2 separate regions of the Homo sapiens genome follow, and region 2 is linked to region 1. A link is a contact called in ENCODE Hi-C or POLR2A ChIA-PET data. All regions are on one chromosome and are shown on one strand. The core of a region is the stretch at or near the end of the contact, and the rest is flanking DNA. Distances in the headings are between cores, read along the strand shown. Region 1 has its middle 16 kb from the start of MIR4423. Region 2 overlaps MCOLN2 (mucolipin TRP cation channel 2).

Evidence for each region. A loop is a pair of places that touch in the nucleus more often than their neighbours do. ChIA-PET counts read pairs that join two places held with the same protein, here RNA polymerase II (POLR2A). Pooled maps may share reads with other maps.
Region 2: a map with no recorded cell type shows a loop between it and region 1 (5-fold over the local background). The contact joins two enhancer-like sites. A Hi-C loop is called at or near these places in 3 of 37 single-sample maps with no recorded cell type and 9 of 50 pooled maps. POLR2A ChIA-PET finds 5 or more read pairs at or near these places in 4 of 52 experiments (AG04450, Panc1, activated B cell and 1 more).

The regions. Positions count from the first base shown.
Region 1 is chr1:85,146,077-85,153,461 of GRCh38, forward strand. It overlaps a transcript of SYDE2 not described here. Among named protein-coding and RNA genes, the nearest start is that of MIR4423, 16 kb to the left of the region's middle. RefSeq lists enhancers at 2,750-2,879, 6,754-7,255. Within about 2 kb of position 3,060, at least 2 of the 41 ENCODE cell types and tissues checked have a DNase peak (open chromatin) inside an H3K27ac peak, as active enhancers do.
Region 2 is chr1:84,941,191-84,948,124 of GRCh38, forward strand. MCOLN2 (mucolipin TRP cation channel 2) reads right to left here. Exons shown (of 14, transcript NM_153259.4): 7 at 5,843-5,942. Among named protein-coding and RNA genes, the nearest start is that of LPAR3, 51 kb to the left of the region's middle. RefSeq lists an enhancer at 3,776-4,070 and a silencer at 6,840-6,889. Within about 2 kb of position 3,966, at least 24 of the 41 ENCODE cell types and tissues checked have a DNase peak (open chromatin) inside an H3K27ac peak, as active enhancers do.

The sequences.
Region 1 (7,385 bases), core at 1,810-4,309:
TAAATTTAATACCCATTAAATTTAAATAGATGCATCTAGATAATATACTTTTTTTTTCTTTTTCTTATTATACTTTAAGTTCTGGGATACATGTGCAGAACATGCAGGTTTGTTACATAGGTATATGCGTGTCCTGGTGGTTTGCTGCACCCATCAACCCGTCATCTACGTTAGGTATTTCTGCTAATGCTATCTGTCCCCTTAGCCCCCAGGCCCCTGGCAGGCCCTGGTGTATAATGCTCCCCTCCCTGTGTCCATGTGTTCTCATTGTTCAACTCCTACTTATGAGTGAGAACAGGCAGTGTTTGGTTTTCTGTTCCTGTGTTAGTTTGCTGAGAATGATGGTTTCCAGCTTCATGTCCTTGCAAAGACATGAACCCCTCCTTTTTTATGGCTGCGCAGTATTCCATGGTGTATATGTGCCACATTTTCTTTACCCAGTCTATGGGCATTTGGGTTGGTTCCAAGTCTGCTATTGTGAATAGTGCTGCAATAAACATACATGTGCATGTGTCTTTATAGTAGAATGATTTATAATCCTTTGGGTATATACCCAGTAATGGAATTGCTGGGTCAACTGGTATTTCTGGTTCTAGATCCTTGAGGAATTGCTACACTGTCTTTCACAGTGGTTGAACTAATTTACATTCCCACCAACAGTGTAAAAGCGTTCCTATTTCTCCACGTCCTCTCCAGCATCTGTTGTTTCCTCACCTTTTAATGATCGCCATTCTAACTGGTGTGAGATGGTATCTCATTGTGGTTTTGATTTGCATTTCTCTGACGACCAGTGATGATGATGAGCTTTTTTTCATGTTTGTTGGCTGCATAGATGTCTTCTTTTGAGGAGTGTCTGTTCATATCCTTTGCCCACTTTTCGATGGGGTTGTTTTTTTTCTTGTAAAATTGTTTAAATTCCTTGTGGATTCTGGATATTAGACCTTTGTCAGATGAGTATCTTGCTATTACAAATTAGTCTGCTATGATAACTTCTGTACAAGTTTTCCTTACAGACATATGCATTCATTTCTTTTGGATAAATATCTAGGAATGGAATGTCTGGATTCTGTGGTATGTATATGTTGACTTTTTAAAGATAATACTAAATAAAAGTGGTTGTGCCATTTTACATTCCCACCTGCAGTATATGAGAGTCTCATTTCTTCCACATTCTTGCCAGTAGGGTCACTGTTTTCAAATTTAGCCATTCTAATTGCTGTGTGGTGGTATCTTTTTGTGGTTTTAATTTGCATTTCCTAATGACTAATGATAGTGGTTAATTTTCATGTCTTCATTTGCCATTCATATATACTCTTTCATGAAGTGTTTGTTCATGTATTTTGCTCATTGCAGGGAGCAAGGGGAGTGTTTTTTTAATTATTATTGAGGTTTTGGAATTTTTTATACATCCCAGATGCCAGCCATTATCAGATATATGCAAATATATACTCCCAATGTGGTTCATCTTCTTATTCTCTCAACAGGGTCTTTCAAAGTGCAGAAGTTTGTAAATTTGATGAAGTTCAGTTTATTAAAAAAAAAAAATTTTATGTATCATGTTTTTGGTGACCAATCTGAGAAATCTGTGCATAATCCAAGGTTTTCTTCTAGAAGTTTTATACTTTTAGGCTTTACATTTAGGTCTATTATGTATTTTGAGTTCACTTTTACATATGGTATGAGATGTGGATCAAAGCATTTTTTTCATGCAAATATTTTATTGTTGCAGCACCATTTGTTGAAAAGACTATTCTTTCTTCACTGAATTGTCTCATCAAAAATCAGTTGTCCGTATATGTATGAATCTATTTCTGAACTTTTATTCTATTGATTTGTCTATTTTGATGCCATTACTATACCATCTTGATTACTGTCACTTTATAAGTCACCTTAAAATCAGATAATGTTGGTCCTCCAACTCTGTTCTTTTTCAAAGTTGTTTTGGTTAGTCCTTCGTATGTGTATGTATATTTTAAAAATTTACATATGCAATTCTGACTTTCATAAAATTTCCACTAGGTGATTTGTTAGAAGCCCAACAACCTCCTTGTGACCTAGGCCCTGTTTAAATGCATTAAGGATATGGCTGATAATGGCTTAAGTACTGTTCCCTACTGGCTGAAGCTGAAAGTAGACCTGAGAAGTTGAGATGGCTAATACAAAAGCCAACAGTCTTTCAGAAGTGAACATAACATGGAACTGTAGCAGGAGCATCGAGGGACCCCACAGTTAGCAAAAAGAACCAACAGAACCTAAGGAATACTTCCAGTACTTTCTTAGGCATAGTTTAATATGCTCCCATTTTAAAATAAAGTACAAATAAACCCTATCCATCATTAACACTTTAGCATTTGAATCAGGTGATGAGAGCACATTCTTCCAGGCAAGATTGTAAAACCAAATGGAAGGCAAGATTTCCCTGGAGGTAGAGAAGGAGGAGACAGATTCTGTTGGGCACAGGAAGGAAAGGCAAGACTGCTTGGGATATCTGAGGCCCAAGGCAGCCAGAGGTGGCACATGGCCACTGGGGCCTGAGGGGAAAGGATTTACCAAAAGAGGTGAGAATATGCTGCTTTGACCACTTTGCAAATTAACTGGGTGCCCCATGGCAGCAATTGCCTAGTGATTACCTGGAAAATCTTTATGTGTGTGTGTGGTTTTTTTTTTTTTTTTTTGACTGCCTATGTGCAGTTCAGCATTTCCACTTCCTGCTCCATTTACAAAAGGGTCCCAAAGTTTATCTTGTGACATTTGGTCCTTTATTAAGAGGAAGCAATAGGTGGTCATTTTTAGAGGATAACATCCTGTGCTTTTACCATTTCCATAAAAGGGAGGGGATTTAGCTACTTCTCAAGAGAAAAGAGTATGAGAGAATCACTTCCAGCTTCTCTTTAAACCCCTAATTTACTGTTCCCCAAGTCACAAAGAATGACTCATCTGAGTAGTGAATTGAGAAGAACTTGAGCATGCTTGGCTAGGGGCCTTCTGCATTCTCTCACCACACACCAGCCTGTTGGTAATACATACTTTTATGGTGCTGACAGCCTCTGCCCATGCCAGGAGAGGTCTTTTTTCATTAACTCCACCAGTGACTAGGTGGGGATGATCAGATCACAGAGGATATATGAAGAAGCCCACTTGGCCATAGACCCAAGTCATATTCTCCAGCTTACCTTTGTCAAAAGTAAATTTGGTATTTTGATCTCTATGTCTGGCTCCTATGCCCTGGTTCTAATCTTAGGAAGGAAAGATACATTTTTGGTGGTTTCCTACCAACCCTATGTTGGTAGTTCAGGCGAAAATATGCTGGTAGGAAAGGGTTAAAAGTGTGAGAGGAAACAAAATGAAAAAAAAAAAAATGTGTTCAGGGAAACAGCACTGAGAAGTCCTCAAGGCAGAAATGCAGGCTGTAAGAATTGGGCTTTAGCTCTGTTCCTGCCAGTGTGGAACCTACAGGGTTCATGAAGAATGGGCCCCATTTGGGACACAATCTCAGACTGCAGACAGACCCTCCCCAACCCTGCTATAGGAGACCTTTCACTCTCTCTATCGCCAGCTCCGGGTGGGAATTAGTCAAGTGTCTTACCTAGACATGGTGCTTTTGTTCCTTAAAAAGAAAACAGACTGGTGTTATCTGTGTGTTCAACTTTCAATGCAGCTTTGACTTTTCTTGTGTCCCAACATTTGTGATAGAAAAGATGGAGATTGTCTTAGTCCACTTTGTGTTGCTATAAAGGAAAACCTGAGGCTAAGCAATTTATAAAGGAAAAAGGTTTATTTGACTCATGATTCTGGTGGCCAGAAAGTTCAAGATTGGGTGAGGGCTGCTGGCTGCTTCCATTCACAGGAGAAGGTGAAGGAGAGACAGTGTATGCACAGGTCACGTGGCGAGGAAGGGGTGGTGGTGGAGGGAGAGTGTGCAAGGAAGTGCTAGGCTATTTTTAACAACTGGCTGTATTGGAATGAATACAGTGAGAATTCACTCCTTACTCCACCTCCCAGGGAGGGCATTAATCTATTCATGAGGAATCTGCCTCCATGACCCAAACAACTTTCACCTCCCAAGACACCACACTGAGGACTAAATTTTGACAAGAGATTTGGTGGAGACAAACAAACCATATCCAGACCATAGCAGAGACTAAACTCAGTATTTCCCAAAGTGTGGTATGCATGTTAAGGTGTACATAACTGTACATAGAGCTCACACCTTAATTATCTCAATAGTTGTGAATTCATTTTAGTGTATAGAAAAAACTGTTTAACTCGTTAATGACAAGTGATACTGGTTTTCCATATATGGCAGCAGTGTGAAGTTTTACATTTCAATTTTTTTCAATTGAAAAAATAATTTTAGATAAAATAAAGTAATATTACACACAGTATTTAAATATGGTAGAAATTGTGCAGGTTGTCTGTGAATGATGGGAGTCTAGGATAGCTAAAAGTAATTTGGTAAGAATTACAAGATATACCTAAGGTCAGGAGTTCACGACCAGTCTGGCCGACATGGTGAAACCCCAGCTGTACTAAAAATACAAAAATTAGCTGGGTGTGGTGGCACGTGCCTGTAATCCCAGCTACTCAGGAGGCTGAGACAGAATTGCTTGAACCCGGGAAGCAGAGGTTGCAGTGAGCCGAGATCACACCGCTACACTCCAGCCTGGGTGACAGAACAGGACTCCATCTCAAAAAAAAGAAATAATTACAAGATATTCATTACTTGTATACAAATGAATACAAAATATTCATTACTTTTTAGAAGCTATTAATAGCAATGTTGGTTCTAACAGTGATGAATTCTAAGATTTGTGATGAACTAATACCACAAATCTTTTAGAGGTTAATTATAATCACACAAAGTTCACCAACAATTGAATCTTTTTTTTTGGCTTCCAAAATGACACTTACTGTGAAATATCCTGATTTACCCACCCACTGACTTGTAGTCACTAATTTTCCCAAGACCACTTTAACTATAAAAAAAAGACAAGTCGTTTTTTAAAAAGAGATAAAACATTACTCTCTTAACCACAAATAATTACTCAGGAGTGAATATTTTTAAAATTATGTAGACATTGCGATTATAGTACTTAGTCTTTTCCTAATGTCCTGATGCCTGCAACTTACTTTGAAATGCACAAAAAAATATGACAAATAATGGATAGATATGTGATTGAGCAAATATAACAAAAAGCTTATAAATTATAGAATCTGGATGCTAGATATATGGGTATTCACCATAAAATTTTCAATTTTTCTATAAAGTTGAAAGTGTTCATAAACGTTGAGGGAAAAGACACTGGTATGGCTTCTTTTATGTATATTTCCTTGGCTTTATAGGTGAATTTGATATAGAGTACAGATCAAATGTAGATTTATAACCTTGGACAGATGGCACTTTATGCTCTGACATTTCTTATCTACCAGCCTAGACAAGTAGTTTTCACTTACCTAACGATTCAAACTTGCTCTTAGGTTAAAGAGTGGGTTTTACAATGGCCACAGGGGGAGAAAAGGCAAAAACAGACGCAAACAGGCTGGCAACCTGCATCTCGTTTCTTGAACAAAGGTCAAGAACAAGGGGTCACCGTTCAATATCTGCAGCTGTGAAAAAAATGTGAGCTGCAGGCATGCTGTTTCATAACTTTCACACAAAAAAGTCTTGAATGTGAGGGGCTTTCCTGTTTCTTCATTAAATGTGTACTGCACTTTTCTAAAGTTGAAATTTTAAACTCTCTTTGGAAAATTATTTTGAAGAGTGGAATTTCCAAAGTATATAGAATATAGAGGGCAACACCAAGTTTCTACTACATCTATACCTCCATTAAGCAAGAAAGCCAGATTAACCCAAATAACTTAAAAGCATGTCAAGTGGCCTTATGAAACAAATAAGAATGAAGTTAACCCAACCCAAGGGCAATGTTTACGCATTTTCTCATTGCTTAAAACAAGCACTTGACATTGAGGAAAATAAAAACATTAAATGTAGTGCCTGTCCCTCAAAGTGGTTTCTCTGCTATTTTTTCTAATAAGGAAGAGTTCTACTTATAGGGTTCATTCAAGTTTATGAAAATGTTTTAACAAAATGAAAAATAGTTTTTTCCAGTTCTAGAGAAAGTGCATATGAAGTAAATTAGGTCAAAATTAAGAGGATATATTTTGCTCTTTATGATTTCTATAAAGAAATGATGCATTTTAACAAAATATTTCTTAAAGATGTTTCTTTGTCATGGTGAGATGTGCATTTTCATACACATATCACATAAATAATTGTTTCGACTGTGTTCTGCAGCAAAGAAATGCTACAAAAAATCACCCCAAATTTACCCACCGACTTGTAGTCATTAATTTTCCCAAGACCACTTTAACTATAAAAAAGACAAGCCATTTTTAAAAAAGAGATAACATTACTCTCTTAACCACAAATAATTTATTACTCAGGAGTGAATATTTTTAAAATTATGTAGACATTGCGATTATAGTACTTAGTCTTTTCCTAACAAAAAGACAACCATTCTCAAGTATCTTATTACAGTTATTCATTGATTAACAATTAATTGAACAGCTTCTATGTTATAGTCCCTAGGCATATGGCAATGAACTAGATTGTTATACAAAGTCCCTGCTGCCATGGAGATTACATTCTACAGGAGTGGACATAGACAATAAATGAATAAACAAATAAATAAATGAGATAATTTCAGATAATGATAAAGCCTTGAAGCCCAGGTGATAGACAAAAAGTGACAATGGATGTGGGTGTAGTTTTTTAAACATTTTTCTTCTTAAATTTGGTTTAAATGTAAACATTTACCAAAGTGATAAATATCTGCAGTTTAGTCAGATAGTACCATAAGTATTTATTAATAGCATTTATTACAAAAAAACCCAGAAATCTCCATCTGCTTCTTCCCCTTATTCTCAGAGCAGGCTGTTCAGAAGCAGGCTCTTTGAAGTGACATTTGAGCAGAGAAGCGAATGACAAAAAGGAACTGCTTAAGTAACATCTGGATAAAGAGCTTTCCAGACAGGGGCAATGGCAAGAGCAGAGAGCCTCAGACAGCAATGAGGGTCCCCAGTGTTGCTAGAGCCAGGGAGCAAGGGAGAAGGCCTAGGAAATGATGCAGTATATCTTTTTCATAGTAGCTTCCATGAATAGACTGGATCGTGGGTGTAGAGAGGGGAGAGTGATAGCAGAGAGGAAATATGAGATTGAGGGATGATGGTGGCTTGGACTAGGGTATTAGCAGTGACAAACTCCAATGCAGTTTAAGACACACAGCACTTAGACCTGTTGATGGCTGGGATATACAGGGGGGACAGGGTAAGAAAGACTCCAATTTTGGAGCAACAGGGTTCAGATGATTAGGAAAGTGTTGTGT
Region 2 (6,934 bases), core at 2,716-5,215, 200 kb before region 1:
ATACATTTAAAAACATGTGAGCTGGGCCAGGCACGGTGGCTCACGCCTGTAATCCCAGCACTTTGGGAGGCTGAGGTGGGCGGATCACGAGGTCAGGAGATCAAGACCATCCTGGCTAACACGGTGAAACCCCGTCTGTACTAAAAATACAAAAAAATTAGCCAGGTGTGGTGGCAGGCGCCTGTAGTCCCAGCTACTTGGGAGGCTGAGGCAGAAGAATGGCATGAAGCCGGGAGGCAGAGTTTGCAGTGAGCCGAGATCGTGCCACTGCGCTCCAGCCTGGGCAACAGAGCGAGATTCTGTCTCAAAACAAAAAACAAAAAACAAAAACAAAAGCAAAAACTATGTGAGCTGCTAATAAATTCACTCAAATTTATATATAAATATTTACTGTAGAATAGAATTCAACAGAAAGTGATCCATTTGGGCTCCATTCAAAAAAAGGCAAAACTGCTGACCTACTCTGAGTTCTTTCACATAAAAGCAGAGACATCAAGTTCACCATTAATAAGAGAACAAACAAATTAAAACACCACCACTCAGAATCCCCACTTCTGCTTCTCAACCTCACTGTGCACTTTCCCAGGACATAGTGCCAATCTTATAAGCCTTCTCTGTATGTAGAGAAAATTACTTCTTGGAACAGAAGCAAGGAGGGGAGTGGTAATCAGATTTTTGGTTTGGAGCACACAGCAGCAAGAAGAATGTATGGGAAGGAGATGAATCTAACCTTAGTTTCTCTCAGACTTCACGGTAGTGTCTCCAATCCCAGCCCAGCTCTCTTCTGCCTGACCCCCACCTTCTTCACCCTACAGCCACACTGATCTTCCTTCTTTCCTGCTCTCACCTCAGGGACTTTGCACATGCTGATCTGTCTGCCTGGAACAGCACTTCTCCCACATGCATGGCTCAGCTTATTTATTTTCAGCCTCAAGTTCCAAATGAAAAATCTCCCATCTCAGAAAAGAATTCCTTAAATTCTCATCTCTATTAGCCCTCTCCTATATACTTTCATGGTTCTTGGTTACTACACACACCCAGAGCTCCTTTACTTTCCTCTGCACAACAGACACTGACCTTTCATTACATCTGCAAAGGCAGCACAGCATGGAGCACAGAGACAGTGTAGAATGGGAAAGAACATGGTCTCTGGAGCCCGACAGCCTGGCTCTGAATCTCAGCTCTGTACTCAGAAGCTGTAGAGCCTTGAGGAAGTTGCTTAACCCCTGTGCCTCAGTTTCCTCCTCTGAAAAGTGGGTAGAATTAAAAAATACCTACATCATAGGGCTATTGTGAAAATTATGCAAGTTCATATACAAAGAGCCCATGAAACAGCCCCAGGAAAATAATAATAGCAAACACTTACAGTGGTTACTATTTTATCATTAAGTGTCCATCTTCCCCATCAAGTGACAGGCTCTCTGAAGCAGGGCCCATAGGTAGTTGCTACGGTTTGAGTTACTTGTCTCCTCCAAAACTCATTTGAAATTTAATCCCCAATGTGACAGTATTGAGAGGGAGGGCCTTTAAAAGGTGATTGGGTCATGAGGTCTCTGCCCTCATAAATGGATTAATCCACTCATAGATTTATGGGTTATCAAGGGAATGGCTCTAGTGGCTTTTTAAGAAGAGGAAGAGAGACTTGAGCTAGTATGCTCACCCCCCTTACCATGTGATGCCCTGCACTGCCTTGGGACTCCACAGAGACTCCCAACCAGCAAGAAGGTCCTCACCAGAAGTGGGGCTCCGACTTTGGACTTCTCAGTTTCCAGAACTGAAAGAATGCATTTCTTTTCTTTATAAATTAGCTAGTTTCAGGCATTCTGTTACAAGTAACAGAAAACGGACTAAGACAGTAGTGTTGAATACAGCACCTGTGCTTAGTATAATGCTTCAGTATACTTTCAAATTAATGAAGAGAATCAAGCAGAACATAAGACCACTGAATAATCTAAGTTAGAACTTATGTTGGTCTGAGCTAAGTTGCGGCAGAGTGAAAGAGGGCACAGAATCGTAAGAGATGGAGAGAGTCATGGCCTGGTCTCTAACTGGACTTGGGGAATAAGGAAGAAGGACAACCAAGAATGATTCCTGGTTCCCTGTCTTGGGCAAACTGAGTTTACTCTGGATATTCATGACAAGAGAAGACTATTCAGTGGCAGTTAAAGCCATGGGAGTGACGGCCCCTCAGAGAGACCACTGGGAAGGACAGCGTCGGGGATGGGGAGCAATGTTTGAGAATTAGAAAAGGAGATGAGCTCAGGAATGGGATGGAGCAGAAAGGCCAGAGGAGAAGCAAACAGAACCAGGGACAGGCGACCCTCAGAGAACAGACTGCGGTCAGAGTCTTCCACAGCAACACCTCTGCAGAGACAGCATTGAAGAGAAATGCCAGAGTGTCTATGGACTTAGTAATGCAAAGATGTGGGTGACACTGGCATGAGTGTCTGAGGGCAAAGCAGCTCCTACAATGGGTGGCGAGCAGAGACAGCCAGCTGGTAAATGCAACTCTCTGAGCAAATGATTTCATCTTACTAAGCTTCAGATGTCCCACCTACAAAATGGGGAGGGCAAGCGTACTGGTTCCTGAGGCTGCCATGAGAATCAGGTGGAACAGTCTGTGTGAAGTGCTTGTTACAGTAGTGCCCAGTGCCTAGCACTTACATTTACCCTTAGCCATTTACACTCAAGAAAGTTATCTTGAGGTATCATCTAATGGGTAGGTAAGAAAACAACTTAGCTCTATCATAATGCAAGATTTTTTTTCCCCTTGGATCCATGGAATGGGGCAGAGGAAACAGAGGCAGCTCTTGGGAAGATAAGACTGAAAATCTTATGAAATGCAAGGACAGCATCTAGTACCTTCCTTTCTGACATAAAACTAGAACACAAATCTCTAAGACAGTTTGCATTGGACCTTGTTTACAGATGGGAAAACAAGCAGGCTTAGAAACAGAAACCAGTCCTCCTAACAGAATCCAGTATAGGATTCTGTTTTTCTTTGAATTACTGAGAAGACTAGTTCTATGGTATGCTAAAAATATGTATTTTATGAACATCTTGGCCAGGCGCGGTGGCTCACGCCTGTAATCCCAGCACTTTGGGAGGCCGAGGCGGGCAGATCATGAGGTCAGGAGTTCAAGACCAGCCTGGCCAATATGATGAAACTCTGTCTCTACTAAAAATACAAAAAATAGTCGGGCGTGGTGGGGTGTGCTTGTAGTCCCAGCTACTTGAGAGGCTAAGGCAGAAGAATTGCTTGAACCCAGGAGGTGGAGGTTGCAGTGAGCAAGATCGTGCCACTGCACTCCAGCCTGGGAGACAGAGCGAGACTCTGTCTCAAAAAGAAAGAAAGAAAGAAAGAAAAAAAACATCTATATCACCCATCACTGGGGAATCCCGCCAAGAAGGAGTCCCCCAATTCCTCCCCAAGCCCCTCATCTCCAAATTCCTATATTTATGAAACCAAGTTAAATGAAGACATGGCACATTTAGAGAGGGGACTTCGGAGTCACAAAAGGCAGCATGAGGTTTGTATGTGAAAATGGACATTCACCTGCATTTGCTTCAATATGGGTAATGACAAAGGAGAGAGGAGCCTGGGGGTAAGCGTGTGGGTGTGAATGAGCCTCTGAACTGTTAGAAATAGTGTAAGTGTCCCACCAGATGTCGCCCTTGTCCTTGCCCACTTCCCCCAAAGCCAAGGCAATCTCAATCCACCAGACAGCTTCATATAGGGGAAAAAGTCCATTTCCTAAGATGGTTTCCAAACATAAGTTTTTTAAGGCTTTCACATCACATCATCTTATTTTAAATTCACATTCTCCTAGTGATAGAACCTGGTTTCTTAAGACACAGCTCTAGGAGAATATGTAAATCTTAAAAGAGCTTTTACCCAGTGGTCTAGGAGGCTTGTGTTTCTCCTCATTGGCCACAGGAGGGGGCTAGAGATACTCTCTTCTGAGCACAAGCAAGGAAAACCCCTAACGTTGCAAGGAGGGCAGCAGGCGGAAGGAAAAACTCACTGTTCTGGAAATGCATTTGACTGACTAGCTTGGAAATTTCCATCATTTTGATCTTTATAATGATATTCCAAATCACATATTTGACAAAGGTTAGTTTCTTTTCACAGAAAATTGGCAACCTATACTTGGACTTAGAAAATATGCCCCTGATCTCTGCGTATCTGTAAGAGAGTGGTGTATGCTGGGGAATAGTAACCACTTTTTAACAGAAACTGAAACTATAATCGGTGGCTTAAGTCAGTCAGTGAAATTATTGAAACCAAAACTTCAATCGTCAGGACATATTATACATCTGAAAAGCAGCAGGCCACAAATCAAATATACTTTAAAACAAATATAAAACAGAAGCCACAGGTATTTTACATTTTATTTCATTCTGATAACCTGGTCAAAAGGAAAGTCATTTAAACAAAATCTGCAAAATAAAAAACACTGAGCATCCATCATTAACATCATCCTAATTCTTTACTGAGCAAACAGAACAGGTTCCATAGGTAGCCCATGATATTTTATTTTATTTTAATTTTTTTATTTATTTTACTTATTTTTGAGACAAAGTCTCACTCTGTTGCCCAGGCTGGAGTGCAGTGGCATGATCTCGGTTCACTGCAGCCTCTGCCTCTCAGGTTCAAGCAATTCTCCTGCCTCAGCCTCCCAAGTAGCTGGGATTACAGGTGCATGTGCCACCATGCCCGGCTAATTTTTGTGTTTTTAGTAGAGACGCGGTTTTGTCATGTTGACCAGGCTGATCTTGAACTCCTGACATCAAGTGATCCACCCGCGTAGGCCTCCCAAAGTGCTGGGATTACAGGTGTGAGCCACTGTGCTCAGCAGTAGCCCATTTTAAACATGTGGATTAAGAGATGTTTTTTGAGCAATGACTGAGTAAATGACTCAGCATTTGCAGCGGTTGCTGTCTGGGCTCTGAAGGCCCTGATCCTTCCCCACTGTCCAAGGCTCAGATCAAAGCATACCTTCTCCAAGAATCATTTCTTTTCCTACTCTGCCCCACTCAAACTTATTACCTTTGCTTTTTTTCTCCTCATACTTTTTGTATGTATACCCTTATTTCTCTCCATAACACATCACAGATTTTATAAGCACGTCAGTCTCTCTCACTAAGGCATTTTCTTCCTTTTCCCATAATGCCTAGCAATTAATATGTGCCAACTCTTGTGTTCAGTGCTTTGCTTTATATACTAATTCATTTAATATTCAATATCCTGGAAGGTAAGTTTAGGCTGAGTATGCCCTATCCAGAATGATTTGGGACCAAAAGTATTTCAGATTTCTTTTGATTTTGGAATACTTGCATTATACTTACAGGTTGAGCATCCGAAATCCAAAAATTCAGAATCCAAAATGCTCCAATAAGCATTTCCTTTGAGCTTTGGTCATGTCAGTGCTCAAATGTTTCAAATTTTAGAGCATTTTGATTTCAGATTTTTCCGATTTGGGATGTTCAACCTATACTATTACTCTCATTTTACATAGAAAGATACTGAGACAGACAGGTTAAGTAACTTGTACAAGATCACAGGCACAGTAAACAGAACTGGGACCGAAACCCAGGCAATCTGGCTCCAGAGCTAAGCTCCTAACCACTGAGTCATGCTACCTCTTCTAAGAGGCATATAATAAACATTTGCTGAATTAAACAAAAATACAAGGCTTTGGGATATTCTTTACAGGATCTAATGCTCGAGGCGGTTTTCTTCCTATTATCATGCAAACAAACCATTTAAATACCCCAAGCCACAAAATAAAGTGTTAAAAATCATCTATAATTCCCATGGGCAAGTATATAGCATACTTACTAGATCCAAATATGTTCAAGTCTTTACATTCTTCAATTTTGGCATCACTGTCAAAATAGATTTTGATTTTGCCACTGTGAGCTTTATTGTCAAAGATAATCTGGAGACACAAATGTATAGCGAGATTACAACACAGAAGAAAGTATAACATGTTAGATCAAATCTGCTTAAAAAAAAAATCACTGGCATCCAGTGTGCTGATCCAAAGAGAATTACACAGGCCAGCAAAATGGCTGACTAGAATTACTTGACACTCATTTCCTGCACCCCCCACCACACACACACACACACACACACGGGACCAAAATAATGAATAAACAACTATATTTTGACTGAAATCACTAAAGAAGTACACTGGAGAGCACCAGGGTAGCAGGAAAATCCTGTGGAGCATGAAAGCCCAGGACAGCAACATAGGAAGGGGAGCAAGGCACCCTGCCTCTGCCACACTGTCTCCCCAGCCAGGATCAGCTTAGAGCCAGGGGAATCTCTTTGGATAGGAAAACGTTAGGCTAGAGACTCTGGTGGTCCTCATTATGGCCACAGAATGCCAGCAGTCCTTGCTACAGGAGAGCCCTCCAGTCCTCACAGGCTTTGAATCCAGTTTGGAGAGGTGCCGGGAGTTCATACAGCCATGCTGCCCCAGAGTGGAAGCACACATTGCGCACTCTTCACCTCTGTGACCTAAGCTGCTATGGCATGACACCATTTAGAGACCAGATGCTAACAGAGTGTGTTCTGCCCTGGGGGCCAGTACTCTTTGTGTCTCTCCATCCCTGAAGTCCTGCCATTATTCTACCATGTTCACAAAGGTGCCTGCAACACCATGACACTGGCTGCCTAGAGCCTAGACCTGATGGAACATCTGAGACCCTGACATCTGAATCCATGCAGCACCCCTTCCTGCCCCTGCCCCTGGGAACAGGCAGAAGTGCACAGCAGGAAGCTGCCAAACAGCTGGCTGGTGTGCTGTGCTTGTGCACACTTGGGCCACACAGTTGGCTGTCTCTCCACACCCACACAGGCCTGACAGCCAGTTCAGCTGTAACTTCGCATCTCTAAAGAGCCTGCCTCACAGCCTACTGGCCCCAC